2 separate regions of the Homo sapiens genome follow, and region 1 is linked to region 2. A link is an interaction called in ENCODE POLR2A ChIA-PET data of the cell type or tissue named here. Cell type or tissue: GM12878. All regions are shown on one strand. Links, peaks and the distances in the headings refer to the core of each region. The heading gives the core; the rest is flanking DNA.

The links. Peaks named below come from ENCODE experiments on the same cell type or tissue, not always from the same donor. Only the 100,000 strongest peaks of a DNase experiment are listed, where the experiment ranks them.
Region 1: POLR2A ChIA-PET joins it to region 2 with 6 read pairs; 5 of 35 experiments call an interaction of 5 or more read pairs at or near these places.

Annotation. Positions count from the first base shown.
Region 1 is chr16:30,155,397-30,158,302 of GRCh38, reverse strand. No RefSeq gene overlaps it. Among named protein-coding and RNA genes, the nearest start is that of CORO1A, 27 kb to the left of the region's middle. In GM12878, for the core only: no CTCF peak of the experiment used is centred there; no DNase peak of the experiment used is centred there.
Region 2 is chr16:30,399,287-30,402,192 of GRCh38, reverse strand. ZNF48 (zinc finger protein 48) reads right to left here. Exons shown (of 3, transcript NM_001214909.2): 3 at 2,085-2,906. Among named protein-coding and RNA genes, the nearest start is that of ZNF48, 5.3 kb to the right of the region's middle. RefSeq lists an enhancer at 2,877-2,906. In GM12878, for the core only: no CTCF peak of the experiment used is centred there; DNase peaks (open chromatin) are centred at 1,492 and 1,812; H3K4me3 peaks cover 1,477 bases; H3K27ac peaks cover 598 bases.

The DNA.
Region 1 (2,906 bases), core at 215-2,714, 240 kb after region 2:
TGCTGGGATTACAGGCGTGAGCCACTGCGCCCGACCAAAATTCTTTTACACTTATTATGATTGTTGAGTATTTTCTATATTTTATTTTAAATCCTGGGATACACGTGCAGGATGTACAGGTTTGTTACATAGGTAAACGTGTGCCATGGTGCTTTGCTGCACCTATCAACCCATCACTTATGTATTAAGCCCTGAATACATTAGCTTTATCCTAATGCTCTTGCTCCCCCGACCCCCCGACAGGCCCCAGTGTATGTTATAAGTTTCACATTTTGATGAAGCCCAATGTATCTGTTTTCATTGTTGTTGCTTTCCTTTTTGTTGACATGTCTAAGAAGACACTGCCGGGATGGGTGCGGTGGCTCATGCCTGTAATCCCAGCACTTTGGGAGGCCGAGGCACCCGGATCACAACGTCAGGAGATGGAGAACATCCTGGCTAACATGGTGAAACCCCGTTTCTACTAAATACACAAAAAATTAGCCGGGTGTGGTGGTGGGCGCCTGTAGTCCCAGCTACTCGGGAGGCTGAGGCAGGAGAATGGTGTGAACCTGGGAGGCCGAGCTTGCAGTGAACCGAGATTGTGCTGCTGCACTCCAGCCTGGGCAACAGAGCAAGACTCCGTCTCAAAAAAAAAAAAAAAAGACACTGCCAAATTTGAAGCTACAAAGACTTGTCCCTATGTTTTCTTCTAAGAGTTTTATAGTTTTAGCTTTTACATTTGGTTTTAAAACAACAACAACCCTATTTTGAGTTAATTTTTGTATATGGTATGAGGCAGGGGCTCCACATTCCTTATTTATTTATTATTTTTTGAAACAGGATCTTACTCTGCTGCCCAGGCTGGAGTGCAGTGGTGTGATCACAACTCACTGCAGCCTTGAACTCTTGGGCTCAGGTGATCCTCCCACCTCAGTCTCCTAAGTAGTTGGGACTACAGGCACACACCACCATGCCTTGCTTATCTTTTTGTATTTTTTGTGGGACAGGAGTTTCACTATGTTGTTCAGGCTAGTCTCAAACTCCTGGGGTCAAGTGATCCACCCACCTCGGGCTCCCAAAGTGCTGGGATTACAGGCATGAGCAACCATGCCCAGTCAAGTTCATTATTTTGTATGTGTATGTTTTGTACATGTTCACTGTTACATAGCACTGTTTATTTAAAGACTATTCTTTCCCTCATTGAATTGTCTTGGCACCCTTATTTAAAATAAATTGACCACAGACATATAGGTTTATTTCTGGACTCTAGATTTTTTTTTTTTTGAGGCAGAGTCTGTCACTCAGGGTTCAAGTGATTCTCCTGCCTCAGCCTCCCATGTAGCTGGGACTACAGGTGCCCACCTCCACACCTGGCTAATTTTTGTATTTTTAGTAGAGATGGGGTTTCACCATGTTGGCCAGGCTGGTCTCGAACTCCTGACCTCAAGTGATCCACCCACCTCAGCCTCCCAAAGTGCTGGGATTATAGCTGTGAGCCACCACATCCAGCCATGGACTCTATAGATCATTGATCTATGGGTCTAGCCCTATGACAGTATCACAGTGTCTTGATTACTGTAGCTTTGTAGTAAGTTTTGAAATTGGGAAGTGTGAGCCTTCAACTTGTTTCTTTTTCAAGATTGTTTTGGCTATTCTGAGTCCCCTGAGTTTCCATATGAATTTTAGGACCCATTTGTCAATTTCTACAAGGAAGTCACTGGAATTCCAATAGGGATTGGGTAGATTAATTTAACAATATTAAATCTTCTGATCCATGAATGTGGGGTATCTTTCCATTTACTTAGAAATCAAATCTTCTTTGATTTGTTTCAACAATTATTTCAAGGTTTCAGAGCATACATTTTGTACTCCTTTTGTTAAGTTTATTCTTAAGTATTTTATTTTGGGGGTGCTATTGTAAATGGAATTGTTTTCTTAATTTCGTTTTCAGAAATTGTTCATTGCATTTTTTTTTTTTTTTTTGAGACGGGGTCTCGCTCTGTCACCAGGCTGGAGTGCAGTGGCACGATCTCAGCTCATTGCAACCTCCAACTCCCTGGTTCAAGCGATTCTCCTGCCTCAGCCTCCTGAGTAGCTGGGATTACAGGCATGCGCCACCACACCCAGCTAATTTTTTTGTATTTTTAGTAGAGACGGGGTTTCACCATGTTGGCCAGGATGGTCTCTATCTCCTGACCTCGTGATCCACCCACCTCAGCCTCCCAAAGTTCTGGGATTACAGGCATGAGCCACCACACCCGGCTTTTTTTTTTTTTTTTTTTTTTGAGATGAAATGTCACTCTTGTCGCCCAGGCTGGAGTGCAATGGTGCATTCTCGGCTCACCACAACCTCCACCTCTCAGATTCAAGCTATTCTCCTGCCTCAGCCTCTCTAGTAGTTGGGATTGCAGGTGCCGACCACCATGCCTGGCTAATTTTTTTGTTTGTTTGTTTTTGTATTATTAGTAGAGATGGGATTTCATCATGTTGGCCAGGCTGGTCTCGAACTCCTGACCTCAAGTGATCTGCCCGCCTTGGCCTCCCAAAGTGCTGGGATTACAGCTGTGAGCAAACGTGCCTGACCTGTCCATTGCAATTATATGGAAATATAATTGATTTTTTTTTTGCATATTGACCTATATCTTGCAACATTACTGTTTTCATTAATTAGTTTGTTTTTTGTTTTTTGTTTTTCAGATGGAGTCTCGCTCTGTCACACAGGCTGGAGTGAAGTGGCATGATGTCGGCTCACTGCAACCTCCGCACCCCATGTTCAAGCAATTCTCCTGCCTCAGCCTCCTCAGTAGCTGGGATTATAGGTGCGTGCCACCACGCCTAGCTCATTTTTGTATTTTTTTAGTAGAGATGGAGTTTCACCATGTTGGCCAAGCTGGCCTCCATCTCCTGACCTCAGGTGACCCACC
Region 2 (2,906 bases), core at 295-2,794:
TTGCCCAGGCTGGTCTCGAACTCCTGGCCTCCTGGCCTCCTGCCTCAACCTCTCAAAATGCTGGGATGACAGGCCTGAGCCACACCTGGCCTGGAAAGGCCTTTGGATCACAGAGGATTCTTTCCAGCTCATAGGTTTGCTGGACATTTCTCACCTCACTTGTAATTATTTGTTCAATGTCTATCTCCCGCATAAAAACAGGTCAGGGACTTTGTCTTGTTTATCTTTCTATCCCAGTATGCAGCACACAATAGGTGCAGCTGTTGAGTGAGTAACTATCCTCAAGAAGCTCTTCATGTGTTAGGTGCTCAGAGACGGGTTGCTCAGAGAAGGGGATTGTAACTAACCCAGACGAGGGTCAGAGTAGGCTTCTTGGAGGAAGTAGTGCTTGAGGTGTTTTGACAGAGGAGATTAACAAGGGGTGGGTAGTGGTGGAGGAGCATTCCAAGTAAAAGAAACGACATTTAAGGAGCCCAGGGCTGAAACTACACAAATGGAAGGGCTTGAGTGCCAATGAAAGTTAGGCTTTGGGGACAGCATGTGGAGATCCACTGGGGTTTCAATGGGGGAGTGACATGGCCAGATGTAATTTTAGAAAGCAGGCCAGGCACGGTGGCTCATGCCTATAAATCCTAGCACTTTGGGAGGCCGAGGCGGGCAGATCACCTAAGGTCAGGAGTTTGAGACCAGCCTGGCCAACATGGTGAAACCCCGTCTCTACTAAAAATAAAAAAATTAGCCAGGCGCGGTGGCGGACGCCTGTAATCCCAGCTACTAGGGAGGCTGAGGCAGGAGAATCGCTTGAACCCGAGCGGAGGCTGCAGTGAGCCGAAGATCCTGCCACTGCACTCCAGCCTGGGCGACAGAGTGAGTGAGACCCTGTCTTGAGAAAAAAAGAAAAAAGAAAAAGAAAGAAATCAAGAAAAGAAAGTGGCCAGGCGCGGTGGCTCACGCCTGTAATCCCAGCACTTTGGAAGGCTGAGGCGGGCGGATCACGAAGTCCGGAGTTCGAGACCAGCCTGACAAACATGGTGAAACTCCGTCTCTACTAAAAATACAAAAATTAGCCGGGCTTGGTAGCGCGCCTGTAATCCCAGCTACTCAGGAGGCTGAGGCAGGAGAATCGCTTGAACCCGGGAGGCGGAGGTTGCAGTGAGCCAAGATCGCGCCACTGCACTCCAGCCTGGGCGACAGAGCGAGACTCCGTCTCAAAAAAAAAGAAAAGAAAGTTCACTGCAGGTCGTCTTGGAGGGCACACTGGTAGGGAAGGGAGCTAGGAAAACCAGCAAGAAGGAACTTCCAGAAGCCCCAAAGGGCTCCGCTCAGGCCATCAAGAGCCCCAGCCCTGAACGCAGGGTTCTAGGGTTTTGAGAGCGCATCAATTTGGAAAGGGCGGGCGGAGCGGGAGGAGCCGCACTGCAGCCAGCCCTGGTCGGTTTCTAGGGAAGCCAGGCCAGTGCTTACGATCTCGCGAGAACCCGTCCAGGGATTCTTTCCGCACGGAGATCGGGGAGAGCCGGGGGCGGGAACTTGCGACCCTGTACTTCGTTGCCTTCATTGTTTAGCGGGGAGAACCGCCCTGGACTTCTTTTTTCTTTAATCCCTGGCCGATCAGGCCAGTGGTTGTGAAAACGCTAGGGATTGCAGACCTGCTTCCCAGGCCCCGCGGGGCGCCGGGAAATCCGGCGGGCTTTTCTGGGGGTGAAGGAGCACCGTTTGCCCTCCCTTTGGGCTGTGCAGCCGAATGACTCATTTCCCGACGCATAAAAAGGGTCTCGGGTGTCGGGTTTCCCAGGTCCCGGTGGGCGGCGCGCCGGCGTCCGGGCTTTCCACGCCGGTTCCAGACCTGTGGGCTGCCTCCCGCCGACAGCCGTCGCCATAGCAACAACGCCCCCCACACGCCCCCTCTTCCTCCTCCTTGCTGCCTTGTCTCTGCAGCGCCGCGCGGTTTTCCTTTTAAGGGTCGCGCTGGATGCTGTGGCGTAGGTGGTGCCTGCGGGCAGCCAGACCTCAGGCCTGGGGCATCGGCTGATGGAGCTGGCGGCCGTTTTTGAACCAGACGTCGGAGCTAGAAAGCCGCTGACTACGCCAAGACAACCTCTTTATTTAATGGGCTCAGAGAGCAAGGGAAGCACACAAAATTTACAGTCTGAGTTTTGCGCGCAGAGACCCCTCTCCACCTTTTTCATGCCTGTGTGTACACACACACTGTCCAAGCCTCAGAAGAGAAGCCGTTTATTGGTAAAAAGACACATGGAAATGTGGCTGCCAGGCCTCAGAGCATCCTGCCCTTTTCCCAAACAGCTGGCCTCTGCTATCCACCAGGACTTGGGCTTGGCATCCAGGCTGGATACCATGAGAGCACCTTCTGTCTCTGGTCTATTCTGCCAGTGTCTCCGTGTCAGGGTGGGTTGGCTCCCTCCAGGGCACAAAGGTCTGGGCTCTGTCCAAGAGTGCCCCTCCATAGGGGTGGGTACCACCATGCCACACAGCAGTATTTGCCCCATCCGGATGATCAAGATACCCCTGCCTCATCCTGTTACCTTAAATTCCAGAAGCCCCATCTCTGCAGCTCAGAAGGTAAACAAACCCTGGTTCAGGCATTGGTCTCCCAGAGCAAGGTTGGGAGGCATCAGTGGTGCAATCAGCTCACTGCAGCCTCAAACTTTTGGGCTCAAGTGATTCTCCCACCTCAGCCTCCCAAACTGCTGGGATTACAGGTGTGTACTACCTGCCCAGCAAGGGGAAAGTGTCAGTTCTTAACAGATGAGGCAGCAGGAATTTAGGGTTGAGTCCTTAGGTGAAAGCCAGTTTATTTATTCAACAAGTATTGAATGCCTACTGTGTGCTAGGCAGTCTTCTAGAAGCCAGGGGTACAGCCCGTCCTGGCAAGGTCCTGACTCAGC